Linked DNA regions of Homo sapiens: region 1 is linked to region 2. The links are chromatin loops, found by intact Hi-C in ENCODE. Cell type or tissue: B cell. All regions are shown on one strand. Each heading gives the region's core, and the rest is flanking DNA. Links, peaks and the distances in the headings are about the cores only.

Region 1 (7,578 bases), core at 1,009-6,008, 1.3 Mb after region 2:
CAGAGGTGGGAGATGCAGGTGTTGAAAGCCTTGAGTGCTGCCCTCCGAGAGGACAGCTCCAAAACAGCCCACAGGATGAGGATATATGAGAAGCCAATGAAGAGAGAGTCCACACCCATGACTGAGAGGATGATGAAGAGTCCATAAACCACATTGACCCTGGTGTCAGTACAGGACAGCTTCATAATATCTTGGTGCAGACAGAAGGAGTGTGTGACAGTATGTGTTTGGCAGTAGGACAACCACTTGAGGATGAAGGGCAGTGGGAAGAAGAATACAAACCCCCTGGTCAGGGCAGATAGTCCAATCTTGGCCACAGTACACCCTGTCAGCACAGAAGCATGGCGCAATGGGTGGCAAATGGCCACAAAGCGGTCAAAAGCCATGGCCAGCAGGACAGCTGACTCCACGGCTGACAGAGCATGGATAAGGAACATCTGGGCCAGGCAAATGTTGAACTCGATCTCCTGGATGCCCATCAGGAAAAGACTGGCCATCTTGGGCATGGTGATAGAGGAGAGGACTAGGTCAATAGTGGAAAGCATGGCCAGGAAGAGGTACATGGGCTCATGCAGTCGCCTCTCCACACGAATGATGAGGACAATGGTCAGGTTACCCAGGGTGGCCAAGGCATACATAAAACACAGTGGGAAAGCCAGCCAAAAGTGTATGGTAGGCCCCAGGCCAGGGATACCCACCAAAAGGAAGTATGCTGCGTGGACCAGATTTCCATTTGAAGTGGCTATGATAGGGACCAAGAGCTGGGGCTTCTGCATACAAAATCCAGGGTCTAGGAAAGTAGAAAGGGAAAAGTAGAAACATCATTTAGTTGTGGCTCAGAGGAGAGAAAGGACTAATGAGGAAAAGGCATTGGAGTGGTGACAGTAACAAACAGGACTAAGTCATCCTGGTAATTCTGAACCCTAGTCTCTCTCTGCTCTGATTCTCCTTATATACAACTTCCTGGACATCTTGAGCCTTACCCTGACCCTCCAAGGCCCCAGTGCTGCACAAGCAGATTCTATTACTGTCCCATGAATCTCAGTGTGTGAAGACCCACTCATAAAACATGTAACACAGTCCTGCATCTTCAGAGCTGATGTTGCTGCCCAGGGCACTGCTCTTAGCCTTTTCCCATCAGAGTAGACTTGCAGGATTGCTCAGAATGGTCCACATTGACCAGCTCTTCTGATGTATCCTGGGGTTAGGGTGGGTCTGGGTTCAGATTTAGAGGCTCAGTCTACAGCTGACTTTAAGACCTACTATAATCTAATTTAAGATAGGGAGCAGGGGCTCAGTCTGGGATGAGATTTCAAGAGAGGTTTGTGTTTAGGCCTGAATACCATTTCTCAAACTTTCCTGATAGAAACATCTAAAGTAATTGACAACACCATCCCTCCAGGTCCTGCTCCAGGCCCAGAAAATCAGAATTGCCAGGGCAAGGTTTTGGAAATCTTTTTAAAAAACAATAAGCCCCGCCAGGTACAGTGGCTCACGCCTGTAATCCCAGCACTTTGGGAGGCCGAGGTGGGCAGATCGCAAGGTCAGGGGTTCGAGACCAGCCAGGCCAACATGGTGAAACCCTGCCTCTATTAAAAATGCAAAAGTTAGCCAGGCTTGGTGGAGCGCACCTGTAATCCCAGCTACTCAGGAGGCTGAGGCAGGAGAATCATTTGAACCTGGGCGGCAGAGGCTGCAGTGAGACGAGATCACCCCCACTGCATTCCAGCCTGGGTGACACAGCGAGACACCAACTCAAAAACAAAACAAAACAAATAAACAAACAAAAAACGATAAGCCCCTTTCCCCTAGGAAATTTGTGCTTTAAATCAGAGAACTTTGGGGAAAGTTGTTCTGGTGTTCTTGGGGGCAGGGAGGTGAATGAAGAGGGACTATCATTTCCATTTCCAGCTCCCAAACGAACAATAAGCAGCATCTGCCATCAAGATCTCTCAAGCCCCAGGTGAGAGTCAGTCCCAGGTTGCGCTCAGCAAGAGGAGCATGTCATGGAAATCAGATGCAGCTGAGACATGAACAGAAAATCAGCCAGTGCTGCTGCTGTTACTCCACAGTGTTCACAGGCACACACACCTCTCCCTCCACCTACTCTCCCTGGTGATCACACAACGTCCCAGGCTCAACTTCTTTCTCTCTACAGACCACACTGTTCTAAGCCTGTGTCCTGAGATTCAGCCATATAACCTACCGCCTCCTTGATAGTTCTACCTGGATAGCCTATGGGCCTCCCACTCATCTTGCCTCTAACAGGGACCCCTTCCAAACCTGTTCCTGATCTCAGAGAATGCCACTGCTCAGAACCCACATCACCCAAGTCAGGGCAGCTGGTCTCATCTTGACCCGTCTCCTCTTTCACCCCCACATGCAATTCAACTTTTCCAATTAATTATTGGGGCCGTTCCTCTTAATACACCTCCTCCCAACTTAATTATATTATCCACTCTGCCCTGATTATAAAAAGAGCCTTCCAACTTACCTCCCTGCCTCCAAACCTAGTCTATTCCAAACCACCTTCCACACCACTGCCATCTAAACAGCAAAACTGGACACCTGGGGCTCCTGCTGAGCAAGTTAGGAGTGATTCCCATAGCTTTCCAGATAAAGTGAGAACTAGTAACTCCACAGTATGCAGACAAGGCCCTTCACAGTGTTCCTCTAACTCAACTTTCCAGCCCAGCTTCAGTTTCCTTCTTCATCACCAATCACCACCAGCACCACCACAACACACACGTGCACATACACACACACGTACACACTCACACACATTTTTTTCCTGGTAAAGTAATTCCCCTTGCCTTGCTTAAGTGAAGAGTAGGAGGCAGGAACTGAGGAGTCCTGTCCTGGGACAAAGGATAGGCAAAGCTTGGAACGGGTCTCACAGGCTTGAAGAAATTCCTCTGTGTAGGAACAAGGTCCAGGAACCGGGCTACTGTGATCTGGAAAAGGTGTACACTAGAAGACCTCTCCAAGCAGCCAAGCTGACTGATCAAGTCCCGGCTTCCTTATGCAATGAGCCTTCTGTGCCTGTCTCTGCGGACCCTCCCGTTGCCTAACCTCCCTGGGCTGAGCCTGCTACACTCACCACCAGTGCTTCCCCAGCGCATGGAGGCCGCCCAATTATAGCTTCTCTGGGGCCCCTCAGGAGTGTGTAGAGTGATGGAGAGTGAACGAGTCGGGTCTCCCTGGCACTGACGCTCTGCTCAGACGCCCAAGGAAAGCTGAGCCCTGACTCCTACCCAAAGGGACTGAGCTCTATCACTATCCCTCTGAGCCCAGCTCAAGAGACTAGAGGGAGGCTGTGTCGCGGGGTGGAAAGGAGAAGAGGAATAACGGGGCTGGAAGAGAGGACCTGCTGGAATGGAGGGGTGGGCACTCAGCAGAAAGCACGCAGGGATACCAGCGCTCCGAACACACTAACTACCCAAGGGGATCGAAGCTGTGTCAGGGACTCTCGCTTCTTCATGCTGCCACCTTGTGGTCGCACAGGGGATCTTCAGCCTCGTGGCCGTCCCTGAGCAATGGCTCTGAGGATGATGCCTTTAAGAACCAAGGACCCAACTGACTCTAGCATCTGAGCTCTTTCCACTACTCTGCGCTGCCCCTTAGCTCTCCCTCTCACCCTCTCAAGCCCACCCTTTCTTCCTTGGGTCGCTAATCATAGATGTCCTGTCCCTCCAGAAATGAGACCGTGTGGCATGTTTGTTTGAACATGGGGCTCTAGAAGGAAACAGACTTGGGTCCGCCCATTTATTAATAGTATGACTACTATAAGCATTTAGTGTGAAAGCATTTAATGTGAAAAACGAAATGAGATACTAGCAAGTCTCCAGTGAATGTTTGTGTTCATTATTACTAGTCAAAACAAATGGAAGAGCCAAGGACGTAGGAAATCCAGTAGACAGTGCCACAAAAGAGACAGGAAAAAATATATTGACAAGGAAGATTGGTCAGCAGTTCAGAAAGCTGCCGAGAGATCAAGCAGTGAAAAGACTGAAATCAAAGGTCACTGGCTACCTGGATAACAGGGTGGGGGATGGAATCTTGAGTGAAGCAGTGTGAGGAGTGTGTTAGGAAGAGATGAAGAGAGTCGATGTAGACAACCCTTTTAAGATATTTGTACGTGAACAGAGGAGTGAAATGGACAATATTGGGAGGATTTATAGCTCCACAGAGATTTTAAAATGTGTATTTTGGAACTAGAAGAGACTAAATGTCAACAGGATGGAGTTGGCAGAGAGACTCCTTGTCCTTTACTCCTCACATTACTGGTAGCTATGGCCCAGGAAGATAATCTGTCTTCCCCCTCTATATAGTAACTATGAGTAATCTTACTTTGTCCAGTAGCTTTCATCACCCAAGCAGGCCAGACCAATCTCCTAAACTCCAAATATGGTAAAGTCTATTGGACATAGGTGTCCTTCAGGCACCTCAAACTCAACACCTAACTCATCATTTCTAAGCTCATTGATTTCATTATCAACTAAGCTCATCATCTCTGCTCTTCAATCCGGACCCCGCTCCCTGTCTGTTTTATGTTCCCTGTCATATAAATCACTCTGTTGGCCATGTCAAAAATTTAGAAATCATCATCCCTGCCTTCTCCCCATCTCTCTCTCACCTTCCTCTCCAACCACATCCAATCAGTCACCAAGTTCTGTTCATTTTATCTACTAGATATCTATTTTGTGAGTCTGATTATCTTTCTCCATCTTTTTTGCCTTTTCTTCATTCCAAGCCAAGACAGTCTTTTGCCTAGATCATCAGAATAACTTGTTCACTGGTCAGACTCACAGAAGAACTTCCCTACCAATCTGTTGTCTATGCTGTGGCCAGTGTGATCTTCCAAACACATATCAGTTCATGGCAATTCTCCATTGCCTTTAGAATGAACAGTTGAATTCCCCATTGCCTGTAGAATGAACACACTCCTGAACCCAACTCATAGGAACTCCATAAGCCATCTCAGTGCAACTCTCCATCTCCATCTCCAACCATTTTACCTCCCTTTTTGCATACATAAGTCCTATTGGACCCGAAATATTTCCACATCTTCAATGTGCCATGCTCTCTCTCACCCTTCAGCCTTCACATATATTTTTCCCCTGGTAAAAACACTCATCCTATTCCCAGTTTTAATTCTTAGCCTTTTCTGTTTAAACACCCTTGCTTAGAAAGACTTTTCTTGACCCCTAATCTTGGCGGGACCTCTTTACCCTTTTTCTCTTTGTTTTACTGATAGCATTTAACGTTGTGATATTATTTTTCATACTTATGAACATATCTTCGTATCTTTGTAGGGAGGGTGGACACTAATGTGTATGTATAAAAGGAAACGTGAACAGAGTCCTCTTCTATCCACTCTTAAGGCAGAAATTATTGGTCTTGTTGATCTGCACTCATACCTCACAACTCTATGACTTCAACTGAGGCATGTTTAATGGGCAGGCCGCTTAAATTATTATTAATATTAATAACATTATGTACCTAGTTGGCGTAATTTCCACAGGCACTTTTCAAGCATTCATTTTTTTTTCTCTTTTTACAGTATTAAGAATAGATCTTATTAAGGTGACCCAAAGTATGACTTTAAAAATAATAGTTTTCCCTCTACTTATATTTCAATATTTTTTGAAGGAAAGAAGGGAGGAAAAATCACTCAATGTAAATGGAATGCTAAAGGTCCAATGGATAACGGAGAGCTTTGGCCAAACATATACTCATGGCTTAGGAGGTCCTAAAAGATATGAACTTGCCTAATTCGACAGCCCCATCTCATGACACCTCAACTCTCCCTCAATACGGCCCTGCATTGGCATCTTTCTAGTTCCTTAAATAAAGTTCTCTATCTGTACACCTTCTTCTAAGCATTTGCTCAAATGCTTGTTTTATCTGGAATGGTCAACCTCTTTGTTTCCCTCCTCTAAAAACTAACATTTATTTAGATTCTGTTTTAGGTGCTATTTCTATAAGAAGGTCTTTCCTGTAAGATGTTTTCTTGTTTCTTTAGTATCCAAATTTCATTTTTAGATGACCAATGCCATTGTTTTTTGTTACGAGATAATGATATGTGTGTCACACACAAATCCCTACAACCTCCCATGAAAAGAAAGAGTGTAATGGTACCTAAAGATAAAAATGATTCCTTGTGTTAATAACCTGTTATAAAGCAAGAAAAAGAAACATGATATGAGAGTTAGAAAATGAAATTAGTCATTATTTGTAGATTAGTGATTGTATATGTAGAAAATCCAAAAGACTGTATTGATAAGTTATTAGAAATGAGTATGTAAAGATTGCTGAATACAAGGTCAACTTACAAAATTCCACTGTATTTCTTTATAAAATTTTTAAGCATTTACAATAACAGAAAAATCAGATGTCTAAGAGTGAATCTAACAAAGAATGTAGAGGAATTTCTGCACAGAAAACCACAAAGCATCCTTAAAAGACACTGAAGAAGACCTAAATAAATGGAAGAAAACACTATTCTTTTTAACTGGAAAACTCGATAATGTGAAGAATCTACTTAGCCCCCAAATTTTTCCATAGAATCAATACATTCCCAATAATATCCTAATTGGTGATTGTGTAAAATTTGGTAAGCTTGATTAAAATATACATAAAAATGTAAATTGCCAAAATTAGCCACAAAACTCTAGAAGAATAGGACAAAGTGAGATTTTATATACTAAATATCAAAAATTTAAAAACTATAGTAATTATGCATATGTGGTATTTGTTCAGGGATAGACAGTTGAGCCAATGAATGGAAATAAAATTTCAGAAGTATGCCCACTCATACACAGCCAGTTGTTAAATGACAAAGGTAATTCTGTGAGGCAATCAGAAAAGGAGAATTTTTTTATTAAATGATACTACAATAACTGAATATCCATATAGAAGAAAATAAAATTTGAACCCTAAATTCACACTACTTATAAGAATTAAATCTTTGTGGTTTTCATATATAAGTACAAAAGGCAAAGCAATTAGCCTTCCTGAAGTAATATAAAAGAATATTTTTATGACCTCAAGTAAAGATTGACTTCTTAATGCAGTTAATTCATCCATGAATATTTATTGAGTGCCTAATATATGACAGGTACTCTTCTAAGTGATGGAAACACTTTAATGAACAGAACAGACAAACTCTCCTGCTTTTGTGGAGCTTACATGCCAGCCAGTATGATTTAGCTTTCCTCTGTAGGTATATCTGTCTAGATGCATGCCAGATAGTTTTTTTTTTCACTTGCAGTTTATAAATTTCATTAGGAATTATCTAGAAATAGATCTTTTATTTTATAAATAAGTGAGCATGGCATATCTCCAAATGCTAGTGAAGATGCAGAGAAACAACCTCTAATGCATTGCAGGCGAGAATGTAAAATGGCACAACTACTCCGGAAAATAGTTTAGTAGTTTTTTTTTATTAAATTTTAAGTTTTGGGATACATGTGCAGAACATGCAGGTTTGTTACATAGGTATACATGTGCCATGGTGGCTTGCTGCATCTATCAACCATTATCCAGATTTTAAGTCCCACATGCATTAGGTATTTG
Region 2 (7,578 bases), core at 1,496-6,495:
TAAAGTACAGAGCTAAATTATTTAATCTGTCACTGAAATAAGGAAGAATAAAGAATACCTAAATTTGGTAGAATTAAGAGTGCAATGGAGAAAAATCAGCCAAAGGAACAAAATTTATGTTTAATTTTATATTTTCACTGTTTCCTGTGAATATAAATCCAGCTTTTCTTTTGTGATATGCAATTTCAAATCCAACAGCTATTATTTTTCACCTTAAGACAGTGCTTGTTACAAGAATTTTATTTTCTAAAATATTAGCTTTGGAGAATTGTATTGTTCACTTAAAGTAATTTTGGTGTAGGACTTTGAATTTCCTGACATTGTCACAGCCATTTAATTCACCATGGCCTTAGCAATCTTTTCATAATTAAACACAACAACTGAAAAAAATGTGTAGTGGTTCTCTTGTCAGTGAAGTAAAACATTTCTACACTCAAAGTCTAAAGCAATCTTTTCTTTACATTGAGTCCGCAATTAAAATAATTTTTGAAATCAGATTATCATAAGTATTTTCTGAGAACACAAACTATGGCCCATGGACCAAATCTGGCCCACCATTTGTTTTTGTAAATTAAATTTTATTGGGGCAAAATTATTCTCATTCATTTATGTATTGTCTGTGGCTGCTTTTAATCTACAATGGAAGATCTGAGGAGTTGTGACTGAGATCTCATGGCAGGAAAATATTAAAAATATTAACTCTCTCTCTCTTTATAGAAAAAGGGCACCGACCCCTGAGCCATAAGAATAAAATTTCAGTAGTGCTCCATATCCTTATGAAAAAAGTCTTTATTCCATAAAATGCAGTGAAGAATCTTAAACATTAATTTTAACCTATCTTTACAGTATTATCATCTCCACACTGCAGTCAAACTGCACTTCAAACTTTCTGCATGCTTTCTTCTCTATGTCTTTCTTCATATTTCCTCTTATGAGGAGACTTTCCTGTCTAGCTTTAGTCACCACTATAGTACATAGCCTAGATTTATTAACATACAATCTACATAGCCTGCCTCAATCTGCTTATTTCAAGATTATCCATTCTTTTTTTTCCTATTTTTCCAAAGGCCAATCTATCTTTCTGTTACGTGAGTTATCAGCGGTTTTCAAAATGAGTTCCCTGGACCAATAGCATCAGCATCACCTGGTAACTTGTTATAAATGACATTTCTTGGACACTAACTAAGACCACCTTAATCAGAAGCTCTTGAAGAGGGGTCCAGTAATCTGTTAAAAAGCCCTCCAGGTGATTCTGATGCTTATTCCAATTTGAGAACCACTGGCGAATATCTACCACTAGGTTATAATTTCTTTGAAGGCAAAACTAGTGTCATATTTATCTCCATGATAACATGATTTTTTTAATGCCAGGATCCACAAATGGCTATTGAAAGTTGAGTGCAAATAATAATCTTCCCTATTGTTATATATAGTATTTTAGATTGAATTCCTAAAAACATATCTGAGATAGAGAATGGCGGGCAGAAAGATTTTTGAGAAAGGCTCTGGGAAAATATGCTTATAAAGAAGCCAGGAAGGTAGGATTGGATCAGAAGACAAACTTCTTTATCATGTAGTTACATCTGAAGCCTCAAATGATACGATATGAAGCTCTGGAGATGGTTTGATCTCTCTAAGTTGTCCCACACACACAAAAAAAGTAAGCCTTTTTTATTTTTTTTGTATTTCTATATTATCTAGTTGTTGGCAATGGGCCACACTGTGTGATGCGACATGACCTCAGATGAGGCAGTTCCTTGGATCTGAGGGCAATTCCAGGGACGGGTGAAAATTTGAGGTTTCAGCATCTGAGATTCCTAACAACTAGTCATAGGTGCATAGGTCTTGAAAAGCAGACCACACAGCTATAACCAGGGAATGATCTGTTAACATCCTTCTCATCTTCATGAAATGCTCTTTTTTTTTTAATTTTAAAACACTTATCCTTCTCTTTTCCTTTAACTCTCAGAATGCTCTTTGAAGTTTGTTTACTGCTTTTCTTCCTTTATCATGTCCTTAAGTAATAGTCTGTTCTTGACTACAGCTATGAATTTGGGTTTTTCTTAACTACTATCTCTTTCTCTTGCTACTTCCTTAGAAGATGGCCCTATCTACAGAGACTCTGGCCGAGTCACTGGAGCTCCATCATCCCACAAATCACTTTAGTTACTGTCATTGAGGACCCTCTTTCAGCATAACCAGGAGCTGACTCACCTACCTCTGCCCCGCATCTGAGAAATTGTCTGTGAAGGACCGGATACCCCAGACTGCAACCTGTATGCGACATAGTTCTTACTATTCAGAGCCAAGGAGTTATATGAGAATTCTTGTCCCCTGGGAAGGGCTTCCCTAAAGTGTGGGCTGTGTCACTGGACCTGGAGAGAAAACAGAAAATTTCCCTACTCCTGAGGATAGGGCTCTAGGTTATCTTGTCAGAGATACCTTCTGCTTGCTGATGATCTGTGCATCCTCTAGTGGGTACATTCCCTGCACAGGTCCCAGGGGTCTATTCAGTTAGAGGCATAATGACCTCACACTTACACCTTAAATCTGACTGTGGTATCAGGTGATTAGTTACTCTTGACAGAGAGGCAAGAAAAGAGCCCTGTAAGAAGGAACCCAGCATCGCCTTAAAGTCATCTCTGAAATATATGTACATTAATAAATGGCAGAGATAGAATTCTAACTTCAGTTTCCAATTCATGAGATATATCTGTTACAAGAATTACATTCCATGATTTTTGTGAGTGTGTAATGCATCTAACACGATACATAATATTAATAGAAATATCAAAATGAATATATATATATACAGAAAGAAAAGCAGTTTAACCTACAGATTAAGAACATGATCTTTTGATTCTCTTATTCTGTGATCTTGTTCAATTACATTTGCCATTCTAAGTCTTGGTTTTCTCAAATGGAAAATGAGAAAAAATTATATCAATATTGTAACAGTATAATAAGGTAATGTCTGGAAGGTGCTCAACACTTACTTGTTAGAAATTAATTAATACATTAACACTGGCTATGCATTTTCACAAATCTTTTACAACATTATCTCTGAAGTTAACACTTTGGAGTTAGGCAACATAAATTTAAATATTTTTTTCTTAGATTCTGTAGCTGGGAAAACATTTCTTAACCTCTATCAGCTTCTTGTTCCTTCTTATAGATTCACAAGGCTGACGGAAATGACAAAACACATTTCACACTTTTTTTTTCAGAGTAAGTGAGATCATGCATTTGACTAGAACAGCAGAGTGTTTGACAATATATCTAAATATTATTAAATGGACATTATTTCTATTCCTTATTTGAAGTAGAATTTTTGGTGTTCAATAACATAAATAAATATTCAGTAGAAAAAGTTATTTACCTTTTTAGTTCATTAGATTGTTCATTTAAATGACTGTCATTTATTTGTTCAGGAAATGTATTTATTGGTACACATGGACATAAAGATGGGAACAGCAGACACTGGGGACTACTAAAGGTGGGAGAGAGGCCGAGGACAAGGGTTGAAAAACTACTTATAGGGTAATATGCTTACCACCTGCGTATATTAGTTCATTTTCACGTTGCTATAAGTAAATATCTGAGGCTGGGTCATTTATAAAGAAAAGAGATTTAATTGACTTACAGTTCCACATGGCTGGGAAGGCCTCAGTAAACTTAACAGTCATGGCGGAAGGGGAAGAGGCACATCTTACAGGGCAGCAGGTGAGAGAGAAAGAGAATGCCCGTGCAGGGGGAGCTGTCAAACACTTAAAAAAACATCAGATCTCATGATAACTCACTATCATGAGAACAGCATGGGGGAAACCAACCCTGCAATCCAATCACCTCCCAACAGGTCCCAACCCTAATGTGGGGATTATGCGGACAATTCAAGATGAGATTTGGGTGGGAACACAGAGCCTAACCATATCAGTGGGTGATGGGATCATTCATACCCCAAACTTCAGAATCACACAATCTACCCATGTCACAAACCCACACATGTAGCCCCTAAATCTAAGAGTTGAAATTACAAAATAAATAAATAAATTTTACAAAAAAGTATTTATTTTTACCACTAGATGTCAGTCATGCTCATCCTACAAGCCAATGTTCCTTGATTCAACCTTCTTTTATTGAGCTCCTGATATGAATTAGACAACATAATAATTAGATGCTCATTAAATACAGGCTAAATCAGCAAGTGCCATTTGAGCATTATGTATACGTGAAAGTCAAATCAGCTACATTTCTTGAACATGAGCTATTGTGCTAACTAAGTTTTCAAGATATTTTTGTTATATCTCTATTTGTATACCTCTGAGTTCAAAATCATTTCTTCAGGGAGCTTTGATTTCTTTTACAATAAAAGAATGTAAAGGATGAAAAGTTAGTGACTTTTCTTGATTATTTCTAATGTTTCCTATAAAATTGGATATATCTTACTATGCATTATCATATTGATCTTTTTGAATTACAATATTAATTAAAGCTTTGGAAAGCCCAAAGTTTTCCTTAATACCCATGAATCTTATAAACCACATAGAAGAATACCCCTAGCATATAAAATGTTCTTTCATTTTACTTTTGGCCTTACAGAGAGAATACTCTAAAATTATGAGAAAACTAAGAATATGCCTGGTGATTATTCCATTACTTTTTTATTCTCATTTCAATTCTCAGTGCAAACATACTAGATTATATTTCACAGTATATTAGTCCAAATGATTTTTTATCAGCATTATAATTCTTGGGCTGTCTAAAAGAATACAAAAAAATTCAAAATGATTCTAAGAGGATTCTGAGAACAAAAAGGAGAGTATCTAATGCTACAAATAAATAAATACTGAAATAAATAGCACACAATAGTAATTGAAAGGAGAATATATAAAAATATTGGCCGCCTCATGTTTGTTCAGAATTTTCCTCCAGCCCTTTGTTTATGTGGGCCAATGTGCTGGAGATCTCCTTTCGGCCTCTCTAGGTCCATTCTATACTCTGTGTCCTAAGAGATTCATGACTATGTACTGTATCAATAGCCTCTTTTGTCCCATAGAATCTGCTTGGGTTCAGAAAATAGGAAGCACCAGCAGGTGAGGGGGAAGTGAGTGAGGTCGAGATATTTATTCTGGTTCCCACCTGCTCCTTCATTGCAGGTGACCTGCAGGTCACCACGGGCTCTGTGAGTACCTCCAAATAAATTGCAACTTCTATCTGCAATGCTCTCTGGGCCTCCAGATGCCAGGAACTCCTTCTCCTCTTTGGACCCCAGAGTAAACATTCCCACACTTACTATCCTTATAGTCTCTTGTGGAATTTCTAAACTGTGCCTATATATTTGTCTTAGTTTAAGGGGTCAGCTTGAGTTTGCTAACTATGCTTTCTAGAACCTTCACTAATATTGCCAATAAGCAGCCTTAGATTTTCCTGTAGATTCTTCTATTTAAACTTACTTTTATCACATGTAATAATATACAATACATAATATATGATATTATATATAGATGCTCCTTAACTTACAATGGGGTTATGCTGCAATAAACCCATGATAATTTGAAAATATTTTATGGCTGAATAGTACTCCGTTGTATATATGTACCACATTTTCTTTATCCATTCATCTGTTGATGGACATTTAGGTTGCTTCCAAATCTTAGCTATTGTAAACAGTGCTGCAACAAACACTGGAGTGCTGATATCTCTTCTATATATTGATTTTCTTCCTTTTGTTTGTATACCCAGCAGTGGGATTGCTGGATTATGATGTGGTTATTACACATTTCATGCTTGTATCAAAACATCTCATGTACTCCATAAATATATGCACTTACTGTGTATCCATAAAAATTAAAAAAGAAACAAATCCATTGAAAATATTGTTCAATATTTTGAAGGCATTATTCTTGAGCAGGACAATGGATAATGCAGCATCCAAAGTAATGATGCAATTAGCATGAAATAAATGGAATTTGGAAATGCAAGAGGTAAGAAGATCTAGATTGTCTTCAAGAGACATGACATTGTTAGTAATAACAATGGTATTACAGACACCTTACCAGGGGTTGATCTTGGCTTTATTCCATTGTAAGTCAAGGAAAGTACTGAATGCATATACTCAAACTATTCTAAAGTCAAAAAATTGTCCAATTAAAACATTGTAAATCAAGGATCATCTGTATATTTATAAATATCCATGTGTATATAGAAACATGTATAAGTATAGGTAAAATTTACTGCTCTTATTGTTTATTTTGAAATAGGTAGTTTTATCTTTGGATTCTAATTTCTTAAGACTTTTGAACTACATTCAAATATATCTCAAAGTAGCTAATTTTGTAGTTGTTGGAAAAGAATAATAGATACTTCACAAGCGAATATTTTAAAATGGCCCATAAGAGCTAAAAATATACTTGACATCATTATTAGTTATTAGAGAAATAAAAATTAAAACTGCAATGGGATAATGCTTTTTACTCACTAGAGTAGCTAAATTCAAATGACTGACAACACCAAATGTTGGTGGGAATGTCGAGCAATTGGGATTTTCATATTTTGTTGGTAGAAGTGTAAAATGGTGAAATCACTTTGGAAAACTGTTGAGAATTTTCTTCAAATTTGGCACCAGAAAAATGGAAAAGTCTGCAGGCATCTGGAATTTTAAAAAGGTTTTTTTGGGAAACCAGGATAATATAGCAAGGCTCTGACTGATATAGGAGTTATGGATCAATAAACCAATTGAATGGAGCAATGTTGGAACATATTCAAGAAGATACTGTATCTGAATTGAACTTCATGGAAGTTTATTTTCAGTTACACTGAATTATGTCTGTTCCCAAAGTGCTGGTGGGTAACATAAAGTTAGAGATAAACAGCATTAATATTCTCACACTTACTATCCCATAAGAGTCTATGAGCTAGGCTGGTTTCCATATTCTGTAGAATACCGTGTGATGCATAAAGGGTTCCTAAGGAGAAGGATTGCTTGACGGGGTGAGCAAGGTTTATGGAAAATGGCATAGTCTTCGAATATTCAATACCAGTAGAATATAATTAACTCTGGCATTGATGTCTTTTTTTAATGAAAATAAGTAATTCAAGACCAAAGCTGTTGAAACTTTAAATTATTTTGAGCCTTAAAAGAATGTGATTATAGGACTTGAGTCACTAACAGATAGCTGTAACCTAGGAAGTTGTAGTATTTGTTTGCCTGATTATAAATTAGCCTTTTTCCATTACCTACATTGTTTTTTAGAATGTTGTAAAAGACTAACGAGTGCCAGAGAAGACCCTTTCCCTCTTTATTTTTGATCTTCGTTATTGATTAACTTCCTTCTTCCTTGTTTTACACAAAGACCTCATGACTATTACATTGTCAAAGTTAAAATGTTAAAAATACTCATTTAAATTGGAAAAAGAAAACAAGCTATAACTAATCAATGTGCTGTAACTCATAAATCAAGTTTGTATGGGGAAATCTTTAATTCTGCTACATTTCTTTGCTTTCTGCCTACATAAGTAAAACCTTAACTTTTCAACTTTGGAGCATTGACCTCATTTCTTTGGATTCTGTGTTTCCCA

Evidence for each region. Peaks named below come from ENCODE experiments on the same cell type or tissue, not always from the same donor. Only the 100,000 strongest peaks of a DNase experiment are listed, where the experiment ranks them.
Region 1: a loop joins it to region 2, with 23 times the contacts of the local background. A loop is called at or near these places in 4 of 110 quality-filtered maps.

The regions. Positions count from the first base shown.
Region 1 is chr11:4,632,989-4,640,566 of GRCh38, reverse strand. It overlaps OR51D1 (olfactory receptor family 51 subfamily D member 1), which reads right to left and starts at 3,090. Exons shown (of 2, transcript NM_001004751.3): 1 at 2,814-3,090; 2 at 1-790. The coding sequence starts at 776. In B cell, for the core only: CTCF peaks have their summits at 3,304 and 3,505 (motif pointing left); a DNase peak (open chromatin) is centred at 3,486; H3K27me3 peaks cover 1,024 bases.
Region 2 is chr11:5,887,911-5,895,488 of GRCh38, reverse strand. OR52E5 (olfactory receptor family 52 subfamily E member 5) reads right to left here and starts at 2,281. Exons shown (of 3, transcript NM_001005166.5): 1 at 2,219-2,281. All of the region lies in intron 2 of LOC112268071 (a long non-coding RNA gene), which reads left to right. In B cell, for the core only: a CTCF peak has its summit at 4,103 (motif pointing right); no DNase peak of the experiment used is centred there.